Linked DNA regions of Homo sapiens: region 2 is linked to region 1. A link is an interaction called in ENCODE POLR2A ChIA-PET data of the cell type or tissue named here. Cell type or tissue: PC-9. All regions are shown on one strand.

What was found. Peaks named below come from ENCODE experiments on the same cell type or tissue, not always from the same donor. Only the 100,000 strongest peaks of a DNase experiment are listed, where the experiment ranks them.
Region 2: POLR2A ChIA-PET joins it to region 1 with 10 read pairs; 2 of 35 experiments call an interaction of 5 or more read pairs at or near these places.

What each region holds. Positions count from the first base shown.
Region 1 is chr14:103,097,053-103,105,052 of GRCh38, reverse strand. It overlaps EXOC3L4 (exocyst complex component 3 like 4), which reads right to left. Exons shown (of 12, transcript NM_001077594.2): 2 at 4,440-4,849; 3 at 2,281-2,935; 4 at 1,001-1,112; 5 at 664-786; 6 at 215-315; 7 at 1-61. The coding sequence starts at 4,833. Among named protein-coding and RNA genes, the nearest start is that of EXOC3L4, 6.3 kb to the right of the region's middle. RefSeq lists an enhancer at 1-495 and a silencer at 6,537-6,706. In PC-9, no CTCF peak of the experiment used is centred here; DNase peaks (open chromatin) are centred at 1,022, 1,302, 4,092, 4,472 and 1 weaker place; H3K4me3 peaks cover 2,493 bases; H3K27ac peaks cover 2,781 bases.
Region 2 is chr14:101,953,071-101,961,070 of GRCh38, reverse strand. No RefSeq gene overlaps it. Among named protein-coding and RNA genes, the nearest start is that of DYNC1H1, 7.5 kb to the left of the region's middle. In PC-9, CTCF peaks have their summits at 694, 2,055, 6,908, 7,114 and 1 weaker place; no DNase peak of the experiment used is centred here.

The DNA of each region.
Region 1 (8,000 bases):
GATGTAGGCGCCCAGGTGCGGCTCGCTCACCGCCTCCGACGCCAGAAAAGCCTTTTCAAACCTGGGGCGGGATACACAGAGCCTTTGGGGACCCTCCCTAGCTGCGCGATGACCCTGGGTCCACCCTCCCAATCAGGTCCCTACGCAGACTCCTCCCTCCCACCTGCAGAGCGCACCCGGCCAGGTCGCTCCCCTACTGAGGATGCGTCCGCACCTGGGCACGAAGAGGCCGAGCGCCCGCGTGCAGATTCGCAGGGTGGTGGCCTCCAGCTCCGCGGAGATGGCGCCGGCCGCCTTCACGTGCTCGGCCACGAGCTGCGAGCGAAGCCCCGCACTGAGCGTGCCTCCCAGCCCCCGACCTGAGGCCGCGGGTCCCCTGGTAGCCCCCGCTGCGCCTCCAGCCCGCCCCGCTGTGCCTGTCAGTCTTGGCCCCTCCAGCTTTCAGCCGCCCAACTGGAGAGTCAACTCCCGCAAACTCCCATCCAGCAGCCTCCCTGCCCGTCGGCGCGCCGGGGGTCCCCGATTTCCCCCCGCGTGGGGCCTCAGGCTCCCATCTAACGGAAGGGTTGGTTGGGACTGGATAGGAATTCGTTCTGGAAATCGCCACCGTGTGCGTGAGGCTTGAACAGACGCCCCTTCTCAGCCCCTGCTCCCGGGCCGCACCATATGGACGTCCATGGACAGCGGCGCCTGGTAGAGGCCCTGCAGCACCTCGGGGACCTCGGCGGCCGCCCAGTGACTCTGCTCCAGCTGCAAGATGCTGTCGAAGCAGCTTGCGATCTTGGCCTGGGGGGAGAAGGGATGGGCCGTGGTGAGACCCTCCCAGACCCCGTCCCGCGCCGTCCGGGATGAGGGCCGCCCTGTCGGGTCACAAGCCCGCGCCGGGGGCCACAGGGTGAACCAGAGCCAGCTCTGGCCGCCGATAGCCTGGGCGCCGCACATCCCCCCAGGGCCCGCCCCCTCCAGCCTGGCCCGCCCAGCCTGACCCGCCCGGCCTGACCTCCAGGAAGCTGGTGTAGTCGCTCTCCAGTCGGGCCCACACGTCCGGCGCCAGGAGCGGAGGCAGCGGCTCGGCGGGCAGCGCCAGCCCCGGGGCGCCCAGGAAGTCAGGACTGGAAGACAGGGCAGGGGGCTGGGGGCGGGAGCGGCTCTGATGCGGCAGCCGCTGCCCCTCTTCTGGCCAGGCTCAAAGTCTAACGCCAATCCCGAACCTGGGCATCTGTACACACACACACACACACACACACACACACACGCGCGCGCGCCTCTAGGCTGCCATGCCACACCCCCTCCCGGGAAGCCTCTGACAGCTGGGTTCCTGCCTTCCTGCAGAACGCTGAAGGACGGCTACCCAGATGGCACTCCGCCCTCTCCTCAAACACAGCTCAGGAATCGGCCACCCTCCAACCCGCAGCACGGAGGCCCACAGCAGGGCGGACACGGGTCTGACCCCACACAATTTAAGGAGCAATTTAAGGAGTGCGGGACTTCAGGCAACCTCCCCCACCTCCGTGGGCGCTCCTGCCGGTGGGGCTGGGAACCGCTCCGCGGGGAAGGCAATCCATCCTCATCCCAGGCAGAGAGCGGGAGGTGGCCGCTCCCCGCAGGCTGTACCCTGAACCCAGATGCCCGTCTGGCCTAACGGGGTGCCCTTTTCTTTTTTCTTTTCTTTCTTTCTTTCTTTTTTTTTTTTTTTTTGAGACAGAGTCTTGCTCTGTCGCCCATGCTGGAGTGCAATAGCGCGACCTCGGCTCACTGCAACCTCCGCCTCCCGGGTTCAAGCGATTCTCCTACCTCAGCCTCCGGAATAGCTGAGATTACAGGTGCGTGCCACCATGCCCGGCTAATTTTTGTAGAGACGGGGTTTCACCGTGTTGGCCAGGCTGATTTCGAACTCCTGACCTCAGGTGATCGGCCGCCTCAGCCTCCCAAAATGCTGGGATTACAGGCGTGAGCCATGGCGCCTGGCCAAGATGTGCCCTTTTCTGATGCGCCCAAAGGCACCTGGTGGAACCAGCACAGGCCCTGCTCCCATGGGAACCTCCCCGCGGAAACTTTTCAAATTCTGGAACTGTGTATGGGTGACCCCTAGAAAACCTGGGGCGGGAGCGCCCCACGGCCTAACCCGCCGAGGAAAGCATGTCGAAGCCCTCGGCTCTCAGCCCTCTCCCAGGGAGGGAACAGAGAAGAAAGGTCCGGTGCTCCTCAAAGCCGGCTCCCCAAGGCCTGCGGAGGAAGCGGCAGCTGTCCTCGCCACTGGGCGCCCTGGCCGAGACTCACCTGCCGTAGACGTTGGCGGCCCAGTCCAGCAGGATATAGAGCTGCTCGCAGCCGCGGGCGTCGCGCGCGAGCTCCTGGAGGCGCTGGGCCACGGCGCTGTGGAAGGCACGCAGATAGACCTCCCACGCTGGGAAGCCGGCCGCCGCATACGCGGGCTGCACCTCCTGCCGCACCTTCTGCAGGTCGCGGCGAACCAAGCCACCCAGCTCGGCCAGAAGCTGGGCCAAACCCGACGCGCCCTCCGCCTCCCCGAAGGCCCACCCCGCGCCCGGCCGCCGCACGCGCTCCTGAGCGCTTCGCCGCACCGCCTCCTCCCAGTGCTGGCGCCAGCGGCGCGGCGTGCGCAGGAAGTCGCCGTCGTCGGGGGGAGAAGGGTGGGCTTCCTCCTCCGCGCTCACCACGCGGGCCAGCTCGGCCAGCGCGGCCGCGTCCACACCGTCGCTGTCCAGCGTCTCGCGCACGATGGCGCCGATCTCGGCTGCCAGCCCGTCGTAAAGCAGGCACACGTCCATAGCGCGCCGCGCGAAGGCCGTAGGGTCCTGCTCAAAGGTGCGCGAGGCCTTCTCGGCCACCAGCAGCGTCTCCAGGCGCAGAAGCTGTTCGAAGGCCGCCAGCAGTTGCCGTTCAGTAATGAGGTCGGCCACGGATTTGCCTTCTGCACAGGCGGGCGAGAAGGGCGGTGAGAGGGACCGCCCCAAGACCCGAACCTGGACGAAGACCTGCAGGCCACGGCTCAATCCATCGGGGCTGGATTGTCTGTCCTCTGCCAGATGCCCCAGCACAGCTGAAGGCCTGCTCCAGGAACAACAGGCCCCAGCTGCCAGGAGCCCTCCCTTAGAGTCACCTTTGAAGAGGCAGAACCTGGGGCCCCAAGCCTGGCTGAACAGAGCAATTTGGGTCAACCCCTACCTTCCGCCTGGATCCCACACCCACCTTCCACTCCCGGCTGAGCCGGACCTGATAGCCTCATGCTCAGCCCTGATTGCAGGTCTAATAGGGTCGGAGCTCAGGCAGGGCGTGTCCTGCCCGTGTCCAGCTTTACATTCCTGCTGCTCCCCACTCTCCGCCAGCCTCCACCCGACAAGAGCTCTCCACCTCCATGTCCCCCTCTTCCCACCCCAGTGTATCCTCCTCTGGGCAATCCCCCTGACCTCCCCTCCTGGTACCTCTGCGAGCCTTGCACCCTCTGCAACCCTGTGATCAGCTGTGTGCATGGCCCTAGTTTGACCAGGAGCCAGGCTGTGAAAGGCCATGGAGAGGTGGGGATCTAGGGCCATGCATATCTGGGTTCAGGTCCCATTCTCCACGCTGTGAGACTTGAGGCAAGTCACTCCACCTCTCTGAGCCTCACTTTTCTTATCTGCCCAATGGGGGGGCTCCCATTGCAGAGATGCTGCAAGAATTTAAAGTGCAATTGTCCAGCTGGGCATGGTGGCTCACGCCTGTAATCCCAGCACTTCAGGAAGCCAAGGCAGGAGGATTGGGTGAGCTCAGGAGTTTGAGACCAGCCTGGGCAACATAGCAAGACCATATCTCTACAAAAAAATAAAAACAAATTTAAAAAATTAGGCCAGGCACAGTGGTTCACGCCTGTAATCCCAGCACTTTGGGAGGCTGAGGGGGCGGATCGCGAGGTCAGGAGCTCAAGACCAGGCTGGCCAATATGGTGAAACCCCGTCTTACTAAAAATGCAAAAAAAAAAATTAACCAGGTGTGTTGGCACGCACCTGTAGTCCTAGTGACTTGGGGGCCTGAGGCAGAAGAATCACTTGAACCTGGGAGGTGGAGGTTGCAGTGAGCCAAGATTGCGTCACTGCACTCCAGCCTGGGTGATAGAGTGAGAGTCAGTGTCAAAAAAAAAAAAAAAAAATTAGCCGGGTGCAGTGGCTTACACCTGTAGTCCCAGCTACTCAGAAAGTTGAGGTGGGAGGATCGCTTGAGCCCAGGAGGCCAAGGTCGCAGTGAGCTGTGATTGCACCACTGCATGCCAGCCTGGGTGACAGAGTGGAGACCCTGTCTCAAATAAATAAAGAATTGCACATGTTCGGGGGCAGGGTTTGGGGAGCTAGGGAGGACAGCCTTTCCGGAAACCTCAGCTGAGCTGCCCTGACCTCTGGCCCGTTTCCTTTCATGCTTCGTGTTGTTTCTGAGGCCCTTACCTGCCTCGGGTTTCAGTTCCTCAGACGCTGCCCCAGTGGATGCCTGCTGGCTGACACCATTCATGACCCCCGAGGGCACCTCAGGAGTGGCCTGGGAATGGCCGGTAGCTGGGCCGTCATTCAGGGCTTGCCGGAAGGACCGGAACAGGGAGCAGGAGCTTCGCCGGAACAGGCCCGTATCTTCCTTGGAGACCTGGGTCAAAGCCCGCTGGCTGGCCCGGGAGAAGGCCTGCCTCAGGGAGCCCAGGCCCAGCCTTGTGCCATCCTTGCGGTGGGCATTGGGCTCTTTCCTGCTGCTTGTTCGCCGGGAGCCCTGAGCTGGAGTCTGTGGCTCCTCAGCCTCCTTGGGACTCTGCAGCTCCGGCCCAGGAGTGTCTGTCTGTGGTGATGGCATCTTGGCAGCAGGAGAGCTGGGGGCAAGAAGGAGTGGCCATAGGAGCAGATGCAGAAACCTGTTGTGGCCCTGTGGGGCCTGGCCACACCCAGGGGCTTGGTCAAGGAAGGCTCTCCAGAGGAGGCAGCCCTCAGGCTGTCAAAAGGAAGCATCACCAGGCCACTCTCTTGGCGAGAGCCCTCAGTGTGCCAGGCCGCAGCTGGGCACGGAGATATAGACAGCTGCTTCCATCAGGAGCCTTTCCTGAGACCATCCCCCAAAAAGGGTCTCCGCAGGTGCCCACCGTCACTCGGCCTCTGCCAGGCCAGACCCTCCCATTAGAATTGGAGGAGGGCACTGACATGCAGTTCTGGGGCCCAGTCCAGACCACAGCTCACAACACCCGAGGGCAGGACCAGCAGCCACATCTAGGCCTTCCCAGATGTTAGGTCCTGAGGCCTAAAACCCTCCCCCCAGCCCCCACCAGCTCCTTCACTGCCCTCCAGGTCCCTCAGCTCACCCGCCTTCAGCCCAAAAGGCCTGACTACTTTGGCTCAACGGGGAGGGCAGGGACCCCCATGGGAGCCCACCCCCTTCCCTGGGTGTCACAGAGCCCGCCGAGGAGGTGTGGGGCCTGAGGGCAGTGGCCAAGGCCACCCTGCGGCTTATCATGGCCATGCAGCCACAGGGGCGGCAGAAGGAGGAGCCTCGGGTCTATATTTAACCAGGGACTGGGGGGGTTCTCAATGCTGTTTCCCACCCATTGCCTCTCCTCCTCCCCCCACTCCTCTCCCTCTCCACCATAGCATGCTCTGGCCCCTCCCCAACACAGGGAATGGAGGGGGTGTCCCAGGGACATGGGGGTGGCTGAGCTGCGGCTGCTCCTGCTCCCCCAGGGCCCTCGGCACCGTGGCCTGCCAGGCTCCACCCACACCCCCTTCCAGCGTTAGGAGCTGTGTTTGCTTTCCTGGCTTTAGGTTGGGAGAGGGGAGGGGCCTCCCACCCACCCCATTGCACAAGCTGGGCCATGGGTGGGGGAGGGCATTAGGCCAGCAAAACCTCACTTTCCTCTGGGAGAAACTGGGGCCAAAGAAGGGCTGGACCTGCCCCTAGCCCAGCCCCAGGGCCCCCCACCCAGGTGCCAGGACCAAAGCACCCGCCTGACCCACCACCCAACCCTTGGGTGACATCGGGCAGGAAGTGTGCCTCCCCAGGCCCCAGTTTGCTGCGGTGGAATGACACCAAAGTGGGCAGGGCCCAGACCCCCACCCACCCTCGCCCTCCAGCAAGGTGCCTGCTGGGCCCAGCTGCAGCCTACCTACCTTCCTTGAGGTTCCCAGAGGCGGCTAAGCAGCTGGATGGAGGCCCGAGGAAGGAGAGACAGTCAAGTGATTGATGGAGCTTTATCAGCCCCGCCCTGGCCACAGGTCGGCGACTTCCCCCAGCGCCAGGGTTCAGGGACCCTGCCTGATTCGGACTTGACCCACACTTCAGGGCACCATCTGTCCCAGCCTCCACTCGCTTCTCTCTCCCCGGTGCCCCTTCATGCTTGGCATGGGGGCCGGCGCCCAGCAGGGCAGGGGTGTTGTGAAGAGAACGGTTCAGCACATGCTGCATCCACCGCTGTCAAGAGGACGGAGGCGGGGATGTGGGGAAGGACAAGCCAGGCCCCGCCTTCTTGTTTGGGAGAACTCACACTTAGTAAGCACCTACTGTGTGCCCAGCTCGATGCCTGACACAGATCAGCTACTGTGACATCAAAGTTAGGGGTTGTCATTTGCCCATTTCACAGATGAGGAACCTGAGGCTCACAGAGGGACAGAGTCTGCCCCTGGCCGCGCACTCAGGCTGGGGAGCCTGCTTGGAGCTGGGAGCAGAGGCGGGACCTGCCACGTCTCCACCCCCAGGGACTCAGAACTGCCGCCCAGAAGCTCCCCTCCCGGCGGAGAGACCCAAGGTGTCAGCAGGTCCCAGAGTGGGGTCAGATGTGGAGGTTCTCTCCCAGGAAGCCCAGACGAGCGCCGGGTAAGGAGGGGCAGCTGTGCGGTGAATCTCTTAGGAGGTTACATAGGCAGAGGCTTGGGGGTCACTCAGCCTGCTTTTGTCCCAAACCAGAACTTCGCTGAAGGGCCAGTGAGGTCCCCAGATGGCCCCTCAGCCTCCAGCCATGCCACCTTCGACCCTGCAGCTCCCAACAGCTTCCCAAGCTATTCTCGACCTTCCCAAAGCAAAAGTCCAGCCAGGTCACTCCCCTGCTTTAAGCCCTTCCATGGTTCCCTCCTGCCCGAGCCCCACAGCCGGGCATCCATCCTGGAACCTCCTTCCTCCACCCCCCACCTCCCGCTGATGACACCTCACCAGCTTCCCCTGGGGTTCACGGACAACCTGCACCCCACCCAGCTTCTTCTCTGTCCTCCCGGCTGCACGCCCAGCCTCCAGCTTCCCCTCCGGCCATTCCCTTTCCTGGCCCCTGTTTGTTCTCCAAACCTGACTTGGGTTTCAGGACCTCGGGGTTCAGATGCCTTGCACCACCGGCCGTCACCATCTATCTGCTCAGTGGGTACTCGGCACTGTCCCTGTGATGATGTGGCCCTCCTGCACTGGGCTGGCAGCCTCTGTCCATCTACCCCGGTCACCCCTGAGCACAGCCTGGAAGCAGGCGGAACATCGGTATCAGGGTCGCCCTGCCACCCCCGGCTGGCCTGCCTGCTGCCATGCTGGCGCCTGCGGGGCTGAGACCTGAAGGCCCCTCTCAACTCCCCCCTCCACCTCCCAAGGCTCTCGCCTGGCCTGTCCCTGTGCCTGCCTCCCCACACCCCCATGGACTCTCTCTGGCTCTCTTTTCTCTCTGCGTCTCTCTGTCCCCAGTGCCCGGAGAGTCCAGGGGGCCCCGGCTCCTATGCTGCCGCTCCCTGATTGCAAGGCCCCAGAGACTGACGCCCGGCCTGAGCCCCGGGTCCCACTCTCCCCAGGTCAGGCTAATACACCCTTTGTGGGGCCAGCAGCAGGGGCAAGAAACCACCCAGAGACACAGTCACTGAGAGCTCCCACCCTGGGCCACCCTAGCTGTGTCCGAGAAGTCAAGTCCGAACTTCCCCACCCTCCCTACCCCCAGCCTCAGCTTCTACTCCCCGCTTTCCCCTAGACCTTCCCTCCCGTAGCTGCTCCTCATCCTCCCAATCACTCTG
Region 2 (8,000 bases), 1.1 Mb after region 1:
AGTGAATCTTGTCTCTACCTGGGCAGACAATTCCCACCTGGCTCTCCTGACCCCTGGATTAACCCAGGCTGCCTGCAGACCCTCAAAACCTCTGACACCGCCCTGGCCCTTCCCTCTGGTAGTGTGTGGCCCCTTCTCTTACCAAAGGCTGTCGGTGTCCCCAGCCAGGACCACTACTCCCTGGGTGTGCTGCCTCCATCTCCTCTCAGGGTTATCACCTCTGAAATTCTCCCCTCGCTCCCAGATGTTCTCTCTCTCTCCTAGATTTTTTCCACCGATGTCTGAGCTATTCTATCCCTTCTTTAAAGGAAAAGAAGGAAGCCCTACCGTAGCCCACTGCCAGCACCTCTCCACTGCTTTGCTGCCCTTTCCAGCAAAACTCCTTGAGAATAAGCATATGTGGGCACTGCCTTTCCCACCCCATCCCCACATTCATGGGCAGGCACTCTTGGCAAGGTCACCAGTGACTTCCGCGTGGCCAAATCCAGTGACTAGTTCTCAGTCCTCATCTTGCTTGACCCGTGGACACACTGATGCAGCCGGCACTCCCTCCTTCTCTGAACACCACCTTCACCTGGCTTTTGGTGGCCGCACTCTCCAGATCCTCCTCGTCACCAAGGTTCCTTCTCAGTCTCCTCTGCTGGATCCTGCTCTTCGCGACCTCTGAAGGTTGGAGGGGCCCAAGGCTTGGCCCTCAGGCTGGTTTGTGTTCTATCAGCACGCCCTCTCCAGCGCCCTCTAGCCTTGGATTTTCTTTTTTCTTTCTTTCTTTTCTTTCTTTTTTTTTTTTTTGAGATGGAGTTTCGCTCTTGTTGCCCAGGCTGGAGTGCAATGGCTCGATCTCCGCTCATCGCAACCTCTGCCTCCCGAGTTCAAGCGATTCTCCTGCCTCAGCCTCCCAAGTAGCTGGAATTATAGGCATGTGCCACCACACGTGGCTAATTTTGTATTTTTAGTAGAAACGGGGTTTCTCCATGTTGGTCAGGCTGGTCTCGAGCTCCCGACCTCAGGTGATCCGCCCGCCTCAGTCTCCCAAAGTGCTGGGATAACAGGTGTGAGCCACCGCACCCGGCCCTTTTCTTTTTTTTTTTTTGAGACAGGATCTCACTCTGTCAACCTAGCTGGAGTGCAGTGGCACAATCGTGGCTCACTGCAGCCTCGACCTCCCTCCCAGCCTCAAATAATCCTCCCACCTCAGCCTCCTGAGTAGCTGGGACTACAGGCACATGCCACCACACCTAGGTAATTTTTGTTTGCTTGTTATTTTTTGTAGAGATGAGGTTTTGCCAAGTTTCTCAGTCTGGTCTCAAATTCCTGGGCTCAAGGAGCCTCCTGCCTCAGCCTCCCAGAGTTCTGGGATTACAGGCATGAGCCACTATCCCCACCCAAGCCTTCCTTGGATTTTCAATACAGCCATGCCTTGAATCCCAACCTTAGAAGGCGGTGTTCTGCTGTTGTTGGGTGGAATGTTCTAAGAAATGTCAATTAGGCCATGTTGGTTGACAGTGTTCAAGTGTTCTTATCTTTATTGGCTGAGCATGGTGGCTCATGCCAGTAGCCCCAGCACTTTGGGAGGCTGAGGCAGGAGGATTGCTTCAGACTAGGAGTTTGAGGTTGCAGTGAGTTATGATTGCACCACTGCACTCCAGTCTGGGTGACAGAGACCCTGTCTCTATTTTTTAAAAAAATACTAAAATAAATATTCATTTAGTACATTCTAACTTAAAACATTAGAAACGCTGAGAATTTTTTTTTTTTTTTTTTTGAGACAGGGCCTCACTCTGTCACCCAGGCTGGAGTGCAGTGGCACAATCTCGGCTCACTGCAACCTCCGCCTCCCAGGTTCAAGCGATTCTCCTGCCTCAGCCCCCTGAGTAGCTGGGATTACAGATGCATGCCACCATGCCTGGCTAATTTTTTTTTTTTTTTGTATTTTTAGTAGAGACGGGGTTTTGCCGTGTTGGCCAAGCTGGTCTCGAACTCCTGACCTCAAGTGATCTGCCTGCCTTGGCCTCCTAAAGTGCTGGGATTACAGGCAAGAGCCACCACGCCCGGCCTGGGCTGAGCATCTTCTTCCAGGCCCTGGTGAGTTGCCACGCTGCTTTCTAGTTGGAGTAGCTTCCAACATTTTATCCTTTGCACTTCCAGAGTTTCAAAATATCTCCCAGAGTTCCTTTCATGTGAGATTTTTTTGCTGGTATCACACCCCCTAGGATATCATCATCCTTCTCATCTCAACTGTTTCCTTATTTCTGTGGACAGGCTGCCCTCACTCAACCCCTCTAGCTGCACTGCTGGAGCCCCTCGTTGGTGGCAGCATCCATGTTCTCTCCTGCAACTGTTTCCTCTATGACCTCACTTATATTTGATTGGAATGTCCTCTCCAGGGCTATCACATTTTATTTCTTTATCACACATTCACCTCTGTGGGCCAGTGATGTAATTGACCATGGATCATGACGTGCTTCTGTCATTTATGATGCAGTGATTTGTGGACTGAAGAGCTGGCAGCAAAGCTTGTACTTTATTCAATTACTCACAGGTAATTTACGATGGTAACTGGTACTTGAACCGTGTGGCTGGGAAACTGGTGTTATTGAACTAAACCGTGGTAAGGAAATCTTGTCCATATAGATTGGACCCATGCAAAGCTGGAACTGCCTATATTGACTGATTTTCTCCCTCCATTTCACATTCTGCCTCCCCATTCGTGCAGGAGCCTAGCTTGGTCTGTGGTTCTAGGACTGAAAGCAGAAGGTGCCTATTGGTCTTTCAGGCTTTTTTTTTTTTTTTTTTTTTTTTTTTTCCCAAAAGTCCTAGCCCTTGAGAGTAAAAGGGCATATGGGGGAGAAAGGGGAAAGTTAGAATCTCCCATGTAGGCAAAGCATGCTGGGGAAGCAGGAGGTGACAGAGCCACAAGAAGACTCTCCAGGCTGGGGTGAGGAGAGGCAGGTGAGGGGGTCCTGCTGCCCACCGGCCCCTAGAGAGCAATGCTGGGGAAGTGGGAGCTGGCACCCAGGTGACAAGACCCCAGGCAGGCTGGCCAAAGAGGCCCTCCTACCCATTGAGGCCAGGAGAAGTGTGGGACCAGAGGGCCAGGGTAACCGGTGTGAGGCAAAGTAGCAAGCGTAAGAAGCCATGTGTGCTCAGTTCTGCTTGTCAATGTAATTTCACAAAGCCCTGCCTCTGTGACCACGTGTAGCTCTCTGGAAAGATGCTCTGAAGACAAAACAGGACAGAGCACACAGCCCACGTGTCTTGCTGGAGTCAATATGTTCCTTAAAAGATAAATGGCCGTAGCCTTGCCTTTTCCTGTACATAAGATAACATATGACGGGGTTAGTGCTGATTATAACCTGATGTGGTTATAAATCTACAATCTATAACCAGATGTACTCTCTCTCTTTTTTTTTTTTTTTTGAGATGGAGTCTCACTCTGTCACTCAGGCTGGAGTGCAGTGGCACAATCTCAGCTCACTGCAACTTTCACCTCCGGGTTCAAGCGATCCTCCTGCCTCAGCCTCCCGAGTAGCTAGGACTATAGGCATGAGCCACCACACCCAGCTAATTTTTGTATTTTTTTTTTAGACGGAGTTTCGCTCTTTTGCCCAGGCTAGAGTGCAGTGGTGCGATCTCAGCTCACTGCTGCCTCCACCTTCTGGGTTTCAAGTGATTCTCCTGCCTCAGCCTCCCAAGTAGCTGGGATTACAGGCACCCGCCACCACTCCCGGCTAACTTTTATATTTTTAGTGGAGACGGGGTTTTACCATGTTGGCCAGGCTGGTCTCAAACTCCTGACCTTATGATCTGCCTACCTCGGCCTCCCAAAGTGCTGGGATTACAGGCGTGAGCCACAGCGCCCAGCCTACTTTTTGTATGTTTAGTAGAGACAGGGTTTCACCATGTTGGCCAGGCTGGTCTCAAACTCCTGACCTTGTGATCTGCCCACCTCAACCTCTCAAAGTGCTGGGATTACAGGCATGAGCCACCATGCCTGGCCTACAACCAGATGTACTCTTGTACCCAGACTTTGATGTGATTTTGCATGCACTAAACCTCCACTACCTGGATATAAGCGATCTGAAATGCTGTTCTGGAGCACTCTGACAGTACCTCTCTCAAAGACTTCTGGCCTGTATTCTTCAGCCTCCAGGCTTCAGTAAGGCTTCTGAATAAAATTAAATTTGCTTAAATGCTTGGGCAGGGACCAGGCACGGTGGCTCATGCCTGTAATCCTAGCACTTAGGGAGGCTGAGGAGGGAAGGTCCCTTGAGACCAGGAGCTGGAGACCAGCCGGAGCAACAAAGTGAAACCCCATCTCTACGAAAAATAAGCTGGGCATGGTGGTATGGGCCTGTGGTCCCAGCCACTTGGGAGGCTGAGCTGGGAGGATCGCTTGGGCACCGGGAGGTCGAGGCTGCAGTGAACCCTGATCACACCACACCAGCCCAGGCGACAGAGTGAGACGCTGTCTCAAAAAAAGAAAGACAAAAAAAAGTCTTGATGCTTTTCTTGCGTCGATACTGGTGTGACAGATGACAGATGACCTGGGCCAGCACGTTCTCCCCGGACAGAGCATGTCCCTGCTGCGCTTTAGCTGACTCAGGAAGGGGTAGAACCCTGAAACTGAATCCTGGGATGTGCTGGCCGTGGAATTGCGGAGTCGTGGAATGGGAGCCTGGTCAGACACTAGGCTGTTGCATACACTGGAGAGGGGGGACTTGTGGGCACGCCCCACTGCTGGAGGGAGAGGCCTGCGTCTCCGGCTGCGTCCTCACCACGCGCCGGGGGCTTCTAACGGCTTCCTCCAGCATCCCCAGATCCACCAGATGGATTAACTCTGCAATGCGAAGGTCAGGAACAGGTTTGGAAAGGGCAGTAGCTTGCTGAAGTCTCAGAGATAACAGGAGGCGGAGGAGGGGTTCAAACCCGGAGGCCGACCGTGTCTAGAGCCTTTGAGCCACCAAGGGGCATGGGCCGGGTCCTCTCCTTCCATTTTCCCCGTGCCGAAGGGCTGGGAATCCTAAAACATTCCCTCCCTCTCTCCCAAACGTCGATGAGCAGCTCTCTGGGCGGCAGCGTCCAGTGCAGAAAGCCGGTTGCCAAGGGCCCGCCCGGGACGCCCGCGCAGCAGCAGCGGGGCCAGCGCATCCGGACGCTTTCAGGTCCCCACCAGCGCACAGCGCCCGCAGCTGCCCGCTGTCCTGGCACGTGGGGCTGGGCCCGGCTCCGAGCGGGCGCTGGCAGATATTAACGTAGCTGTTTCCTTTAATTCCATGAGACCTTTCCTCCCAGGACTGCTGGAGAGGCAGCAGCAGAATCTCCTCCATCCGCCTCGCCAGCTGGGCACGCAGGAAGGCCTGGAACCACCTAGAGCAAGCTTGTCTAACTCGCGGCTCGCATGCGGCCCAACACAAATTGTAAACTTTCTTAAAGCTTTTATTTAATTTTATTTTTTGTGATTTTGTGTTTCCCCGCTCATTAGCTGTCTTTAGTGTATTTTATGTGCCCCAAGACGATTCTTATTCTTCCCACGTGGCCCAGGGAGGCCAAAAGACTGGACACCCTAGAATGACCTAGGTCACTCGCCTAGAACAACCTAGAACAACCGTCAGGTCCGGCCAAGTCTTGGTCTTGTTGCTTAGACTGGAGTGCAGTGGCGCAATCTTGGCTCACTACAACCCCCTCGGCTTCAAGCAATTCTCCTGCCTCAGCCTCCTGAGTAGCTGGAATTACAGGCACCTGCCACCACGCCCAGCTAATTTTTGTATTTTTAGTAGAGACGGGGTTTCACTGTGTTGCCCAAGCTGGTCTCGAACTCCTGACCTCAGGTAATCTGCCCACTTTGGCCTCCCAAAGTGCTGGGATTACAGGCGTGAGCCACCACACCCAGCCTCACTTTGAAGAAAGAACTCCCCACTTTACTCCAAAGGACATGCACATTTCACAGGCAACCCAAAGTTCCCAGAGGCTTGCCCATGTCTGCAAGACTGGGACTTTGCTGGGCCTCAGGACGTGGTCCCTTCTCACCGTGGCAGTGGGGGGACATGTCGACATTTTTATTGACAAAACAAAACCCTATTTCACCCTTAAAGGTGATGGAACATAAAAGGATTTATCAGAAAATAGTGTTACTCTTTCCCTTATCACTGCAGAATCCACTAGTGCTGCCAGACAGCCTTATTGTAACTGTTATTTCTCTCTCTCTCTCTCTCTCTCGTATTTGAGACAAGGTCTCTTTCTGTCATCCAGGCTGGAGTGCAGTGGCATTATCATAGCTCACTGCAGCCTTGATCTCCTACCTCAGTCCCCCATCACCACCCAGTAGCTGGGACCACAGGTATGTGCCACCACGGCCAGCTAATTTTTACGTATTTTTTGTAGAGACAGGATTTTGCCAAGTTGCCCCCGCTGGTCTTGAACTCCTGGACTCAAGCGATCCTCCTGCCTCAGCCTCCCCAAATGCTAGGATTACACACGTGAGCCACTGTGCCCAGCCTGTAACTACTTTTTGTGTATATTAAAACTCTTTAGCATTTATTTTCTAAGTAGAGTGAGTAGGGGGCTGTGGATCAGCCACTGACCTCTCTACACTTGACTTCCATTCCTCGAGCATGAGGGGAAGACATGGCGAGACCATGTTTAGAAGCACTGCTCAGGCTGGGTGCGGTGGCTCACGCCTGTAATCCCAGCACTTTGGGAGGCCGAGGCCGGTAGATGGCTTGAGTCCAGGAGTTCAAGACCAGCCTGGACAACTTGGCAAAATCCTGTCTCTACAAAAAGTACGTAAAAATTCGCTGGCCGTGGTAGCACATACCTGTGGTCCCAACTACTGGGTGGTGATGGGGGACTGAGGTGGGAGGATTGCTTGAGCCTGGGAGGTGGGGGTTGCAGTGAGCTGAGATTGTGCCACTGCACTGCAGCTTGGGTGACAGAGTGAGACCCTATCTCAAAAAGAAATTAAAAAAAAAAAAAGGAGCACTGCTCAGACAGCCTGTGAATACCAACTTGGAGACCTGAGGCCTGTTGATGGATCTTGCAATGAAAATGGGCTGCTGGGGCCAAAGAGATTTGGGAATCACTGAGTTAGACAAAGCTGAAGGGGTGTCATCACTGCAGCTCCTTTCAAATCCTCTAGGAGGCCCTTCCCAAACTTACTTGGCTGTGAGACTATTTTTCTTATTTATTTATTTATTTATTTATTTATTTACGAGGCAGGGTCTCACTCTTGCCACCCAGGCTGGAGTGCAGTGGTGTGATCACAGCTCACTGCAGCCTTGACTTCTCAGGCTCAGGTGATCCTCCCACCTCAGCCTCCCAAGTAACTGGGACTGCAGGTGCACACAACTGTGCCCAGCTATGAAACTATTTTTCAGTGGAGCATCTGTGGGGCTAGAGATCTATAGGTGACGTCAGCCTGGAGAACGCTATTGTAGAACATAGTATGTGTTTAATAAACACCGGTCATTATTGTAATCTTTTTAAAGAAGGCAAACAGCCCTTCCTCTTGCTAGTCCTCATCTGGACCAGAGGGCTTATTCCACAGGCACCTGGCAGTCTCCCTCTCGGGCTTGGTGAAGGACACCTCTCTCCTGTTATCGAGGTGGCTTTGGAGGAGTTTGGGAGGCTTTGCTGGCACTGACGTGGGTGGTGAGAAAGAGCTCTGGTTCTGGAGGGATCCTGGTGCTGCCACTCCCAGCTGCATGACCTTGGATGAGTCCGTTAACTACCCTGTGCTATGTTCCCATGAGCGTACCTGCCCCTGGGGCTGTGTGAAGAACAGATGGGACCATGTGGTACAGCTGCTAGCACAGTGAGCAGTCAATCACGGCTGTTGTTGCTATCACCATTGTCATTAGCAGTAGCAATGATGGTGGTGCTCTAGCCCCATCGGCACCGATCCCTGACCCCCATTCTGGGGGTAAGCCTTACTTGAGGAATGTAAAAGGCTTAAAAGGGACAGACTTAAAAAAAAAAATAGTTTCCTTTACTGAAAAGCA